Linked DNA regions of Homo sapiens: region 1 is linked to region 2. The links are chromatin loops, found by intact Hi-C in ENCODE. Cell type or tissue: heart left ventricle. All regions are shown on one strand. Links, peaks and the distances in the headings refer to the core of each region. The heading gives the core; the rest is flanking DNA.

Region 1 (2,928 bases), core at 189-2,688, 170 kb before region 2:
TTCTGTTCATATCCCTACTTTCACTACCTTGATTTGGACCCTTTGTCATTCCTTGTCTGGGCTATTTTTTTTTTTAAGACAGAGTTTCGCGTTGTTGCCCAGGCTGGAGTGCAGGGGCACAATCTTGGCTCGCTGCAACCTCCACCTCCCGGGTTCAAGTGATTCTCCTGCCTCAGCCTCCCAAGCAGCTAGGATTACAGGTGCGTGCCACCATGCCCAGCTCATTTTTGTATTTTTAGTAGAGATAGGGTTTCACCATATTGGCCAGGCTGGTCTTGAACTCCTGACCTTGTGATCCACTCTCCTCTGCCTCCCAAAGCGCTGGGATTATAGGCATGAGCCACCATGCCCTTCCTGTATGGGCTATTTTTAACAGTTGTATGTTTTTTCTACCTTTTACGTTTTCTTTCTCTAATCTTTTCCCCACCTTGCAGCCAGAATTAGCTTTCTAAAATATAAGTACAGTCATTTAATTTTCTTAAAAAATTTCTATGACTCTTGTTTACATGAGTGATTTTAAAACTTAAAAATAACAACTAAGCTCTTCTTCCAAGTTGAAAATCTAAAAGAGATACATAAGAGAGAAGAAGTGCAGTGAGGTGGAGTGGTGGGGGCGGTGTGCAGAAACTTGACCTTTTGACCCACCCTGTGCTTCCATTAGGGCACTTTTGGGAACCTAAAAGTCTATTGAATGAAAAATAGCTGGCCTCATAAAAGCCAGTCTCTTTGGACAAACATCCATGAGTCTTCATAATCTGACCACACTTCATTCTTCCAACATAACCTCTCACTAGGGGTTACATAATCCACCCACTCATAATTCTCCAGTACTCCCATACTCCATGTGTTTTCATTCATTTCTACTTGGCATATTCTGTTAGTGCTGCTTGGAAAGGTCATACTCTGTTGGACAATTTCGGACTTAGTTTGATTAAAATCCCTTCTGGAAGTCTTTTCAGACTTCCCCAATCAGAACTGGTCTCTCTCCACCACTCAACTTTGGCTCTGTACTTAACCCCATCACAGCACTTAGCACATTGTATTGTCTGTCTTCCTACTTGATGTCAGAAAATATTTTAATTCATCTTGATAAAAGTAGTGTCTTCCTAACACAATGCCTGGCTTATAGTTATGCATTTGCTGAATGCAAGTTGATTTTATCAGGCTTTCTCAGGAAATAAAATTCCTAGGGATGGATTCAATATAACTTTTTCCTCACCACCATGTCCTTCCCTATCACAAAACATACCTACACACTTAAGATACTGTTTTTCTTTTCTCCCTGATTTTAAGTGTGATATTATGATTTACAATAAGAAGTATATACTAGGTCTTTGTAGTTTCCTGGCACACAGCTCCTATGAGTCTTGGAATTTGAGAAGTGGTTGGTGTCTTTTGTGTGCTAATGAGATGATTGGTGGCTGGGGCTCCTGGAAAGTGTCCAGTGGGGGCTTGTTGCCAGGGTGAACCAACCACGTGATTACAAGGTTGAAACTTTTAGCCCCACCTCCTGACCTAAGGGAGGTGAGAAGAACTGGAGATTGATTCAATAAGCAATGGCCAATGATTTAATTAACGATGCCCAGTGAATCCTCCCCTAAACCTCAAAAGGAGAAGGTCTGGGGAGCTTCCAACATAAAAGTGCTGAAAGGGTGGCACATCTATTGGGGGCATGGAAGTTCCACATCCCTTCCCACATACCTGAGCCTATGCATCTCTTCTATTTGGCTTCCTGAGTTGGATCCTTTTTATAATAAATGGGTAACAGTAAGTAAAGTGCTTTCCTGAGTTCTGTGAGCCGCCATAGCAAATAATCAAATCTGAGGAAGGGGTCGTGGGAACCTCTGATTTACAGCCAGTTGGTCAAATTACAGGTGATAACCTGAAGTATCAAGTGGTAGTGTGGGGCAGTCTTGTGGGAGTGAGCCCTTAAAACTGTGGATCTCCAGGTAGATTGTGACAGAAGCTAAATTGTAGGACACCAGTTGGGTCTGCAGAGAGTTGGAGAATTGCTTGGAAAATCCCACTCGTCTGTTGTCAGAAGTGAAGACATTTGAATACAATTATTATGTATCAATTTTAAAAAGACACCCTTTCTGAAAAGAAATAGATGTTTTAGAAGATGATGTAGTTTGGCTTTGTGTCCCCACCCAAATCTCATCTCGAACTGTAATCGCCACGTGTTGAGGGAGGAACCTGGTGGGAGGTGATTGGATCATGGGGTGGTTTTCCCCATGCTGTTCTCATGATAGCAAGTGAGTTTTCATGAGATCTGATGGTTTAAAGTGTTTGGCAGCTTCCCCTTCCCCCTGCTGCCATGTAAGATGTGCTTGCTTCCCCTTTGCCTTCCACCATGATTGTAAGTTTCCGGAGGCCTCCTCAGCCATGTGGAAGTGTGAGTCAATTAAACCTCTTTTCTTTATAATTTACCCAGTCTCAAGTAGGTCTTTATAGCAGTGTAAAAATGGACTCATACAGAAAATTGGTACTGAGAGAAGTGGGGCACTGCTATAAAGATATCTGAAAATGTGGAAGTGACTTCGGAACTGGGTAATGAGCAGAGGTTGGAACAGTTTGGAGGGCTCAGAAGATGACAGGAAGATGTAGGATAGTTTGGAACTTCCTAGAGACTTGTTGAATGGTTTTGACCAAAATTCTGATAGTGATATGGACAATGAAGTCCAGGCTGAGGTGGTCTCAGATGTTGTATTAGTCCATTTTTTGCACTGCTATAAAGAAATACCCAAGACTGGGTGATTTATAAAGAAAAGAGGTTTAATTGACTCACAGTTCCCCATGGTTGGGGAGGCCTCAGGAAACTTACAATCACGGGAGAAGCAAAAGCAGACATGTCTCACATGGTGGCAGGTGAGAGAAGTGAAGTGCAAGCAGAAGAAAAACTGCCACTTTTAAAACCATCAGATCTTG
Region 2 (2,928 bases), core at 256-2,755:
ATGCCTGTCTCTTCCAGGTAGAAGCTGTAAGAGACAGCACAAGATTTGCTGCTCTTTTCCTTTGTTTCTTGGAACAAGGAATGGCAGTCATCTTCCACGTGGCAAATTGATAGAGCACCATTATCCGGAAGACTGCCATATCTTCCAGATATTGGTTGCTCTATAGACAATTTGGGTCCTGGGGTGAGGACAAAAGAGAATAGTGCCCTACCTAATACATGATAGACATACAGCATAAACAAGAAGTAAACTTCATTTTCAGTCATTGAAATTTTAGGGTTATTTGTTAATGTAGCATCCCCTAGCCTATCCTAACTGATATGACCAATGAACATCTATTAGTCATTTACCATGTGCCAAGCTGTTCTGAGTCCTCTCTCTCTTTCTCTGTCTCTCTTTCTCTTTCTCCTTCTTTAATGTAATCACCACCAGAATTTTCTGAAGTAGGTATTTTTATGACCCTCGATTTGACAGATGAGTGAATTATCCCCTAGAGATACTGAGAGATTAAAATAACTTGCTTTAGGTGACACACCTTGTAAATGGCAAAGGCAAGATTTGAACTCGAGTCTTTTGGTTTCAATACCTGAACTTGTTCTGTTAATCACTTGGTATGCTGTCTTCCTCAGAAAATGTACTATAAAATTTTTACATATCATTTGTAATAGGAGACAAAACTATATGATATGTAGAAAAACACTTATAAAACATTACTGAGACTTTTACATAGAAAATTTTAAAACTTCATTAAAAGAAGGCTTAACTGATTGAAAAGATGTAATATGACTGTGATATCGTAATTTGTGGTTGGGAAAACTCAAATTCATAATGATGGAAACATATCCAAATTAATTTATAAATTTAGTGTACTTTCAATAAAGATATCATCAATTTCTTTTGAATAGAATTTGACAGACAAATTCTCACATATATATGGAAATATAAATGACCGAGAAAAGTCAACACAATCTTGAAGAATAAAAATAATGGTAGATTTGTCTGACTAGGTATTATAACTTTTGTAAATCCTATGAGTAAAAACTGAGGGTTGACACAGAAATAGACAAACCAATGGAAAAGAAAAAGGAATTTAGAGCCCAATCTATTTATATAGTGAGGGTGGCAATAAAATTTTGGTGGGAGCAGGATGGATTATTAAGTAAATGACATTGTGACAATTTGTTATTGATATTGAAAAATTCTATATCTGTACATTTATACATATTGAATTCTGGATAAACTAAGGGCTTAAAAAGTAAAATAATACAAATTTAGAAGAAAACAGGGAAAATAATAGGTGAATTACATCAGGTAAGGGTTTTTTATGTATGATGCAAAGGCACAAACTATTAAGGAGAATATTAACAAATTTGACTACATACTAGCTTCTATAAGATACCATGAAAAATATGAAAAAAGAAGATAAAAACTACAAGAAACTTGTAATACTATAGCCATCAAAGGATTAGTATCCAGAATATATAAAGAGCTTCTACAAATTGATGATAAAAAGAAAAACAATGCAATGGAAAAATAGGTAAAGGTAATGATAGGTAATTAGTAGAAGAAGAAAACTGAATGCCAATAAAAATTTGAAAAGATTCTCAATATTGCTAGTATTCTGGGAAATATAAATTAAAACATTCAGACATACCATATGATACTTATCTAATATGTAAAACTTAATAATTCTGATGACACCTACTGGAGAGATTGTGAATTTTCAGTGGGGCTGTAAATGTGAAGATGGTCATCTGCCATAAACGCAGCAATTACACTTTTAGGGAGAAACCTGTACGTTTATAAGAAAACGCATACATAGTAGTTCTTCAACATCATGTTGCAGAGCTGTGTAAAGAAAGTAGACCTTCAGATATCAACACAGGTAAAGCACAAAAACACATTTTTAACAGGAAGAAAGGAGGTTAAAAAGATACAAATATTTATATGCATATTATGTATGTAAAATTTAAAAATATATGAAACAGTAGTACATTTTCTTTGTGGAGGTAAATGTCTCAAAACTTATATGGAAAGATATAGAAAAACTTCAGGAAAGTGGTTGTTTAGAGAGGAAGACAAAAGGAAAGAAGGGAGGAAGGGCTTTAATTTTAACTGTAACATTTTGTATCCTCAAAAGAGAGAAAGCTAAAACACATTATGGAAAATGTTAACATCTGTTTAATGTTAGTGGTATGTAGTAGGTAACTGTTATAGCATTTTCTGTACTTTTAATGTTTGAAGTATTTTATGATTAAAATTTAAGTCTAAAAAATCCCTAGATGGTACCTTTTCATGTATATACTGCAGTATGGTTAGTCTCAGATCTTATACCTAGGCCTTAAAGTTTGTTTTTTAATTTTTCATAAATGAGATTGACATTTTCTTTTAATTTATGCTTTTAAGCAGGTAGCCTTATTTTAGGATCTTCAGCAATAGTCATGTATGTTTTTAAAACATTTTATTTATTTGTATTTATTTATTTATTTATTTATTTATTTATTTATTTATTTATTTAGAGAGAGATAGGAGGTCTTACTATCTTACTATGTTGCCCAGGGTAGTGTCAAACTCCTGGGTTCAAGTGATCCTCCTCAGTAGCTGGGACTGCAAGTGTACACCACCGAGGCGAACTTGTTCTGAAAACTTTTTAAAGTCTACAGGCTTATTTCAGAGATGTCAGCTTTACTGTCACACAGTATCCTAGAAGTAGACATTACAATGTTCTAGGAAGAAAATAAGACTCCAGATTGCCCAAAGTCATCGGCCAAAAAGTAACAAGGCTATTAAATTTGTATGTAAGATTTCAGTCTCTAAATCAACGGCTTGCTTCATGCTTTTCTGCCTCCAATTGTTTTTGTTTTGTTTTGTTTTGGTGCACAATGGGGTTCATATTAGGGAAAAAGTGATCTAGAAAGACAGCTATTT

What was found. A loop is a pair of places that touch in the nucleus more often than their neighbours do. Peaks named below come from ENCODE experiments on the same cell type or tissue, not always from the same donor. Only the 100,000 strongest peaks of a DNase experiment are listed, where the experiment ranks them.
Region 1: a loop joins it to region 2, with 2.1 times the contacts of the local background. A loop is called at or near these places in 4 of 110 quality-filtered maps.

Annotation. Positions count from the first base shown.
Region 1 is chr12:19,033,643-19,036,570 of GRCh38, reverse strand. No RefSeq gene overlaps it. Among named protein-coding and RNA genes, the nearest start is that of PLEKHA5, 95 kb to the left of the region's middle. In heart left ventricle, for the core only: no CTCF peak of the experiment used is centred there; no DNase peak of the experiment used is centred there; H3K27ac peaks cover 528 bases.
Region 2 is chr12:18,860,247-18,863,174 of GRCh38, reverse strand. No RefSeq gene overlaps it. Among named protein-coding and RNA genes, the nearest start is that of CAPZA3, 120 kb to the right of the region's middle. In heart left ventricle, for the core only: a CTCF peak has its summit at 1,710 (motif pointing left); no DNase peak of the experiment used is centred there.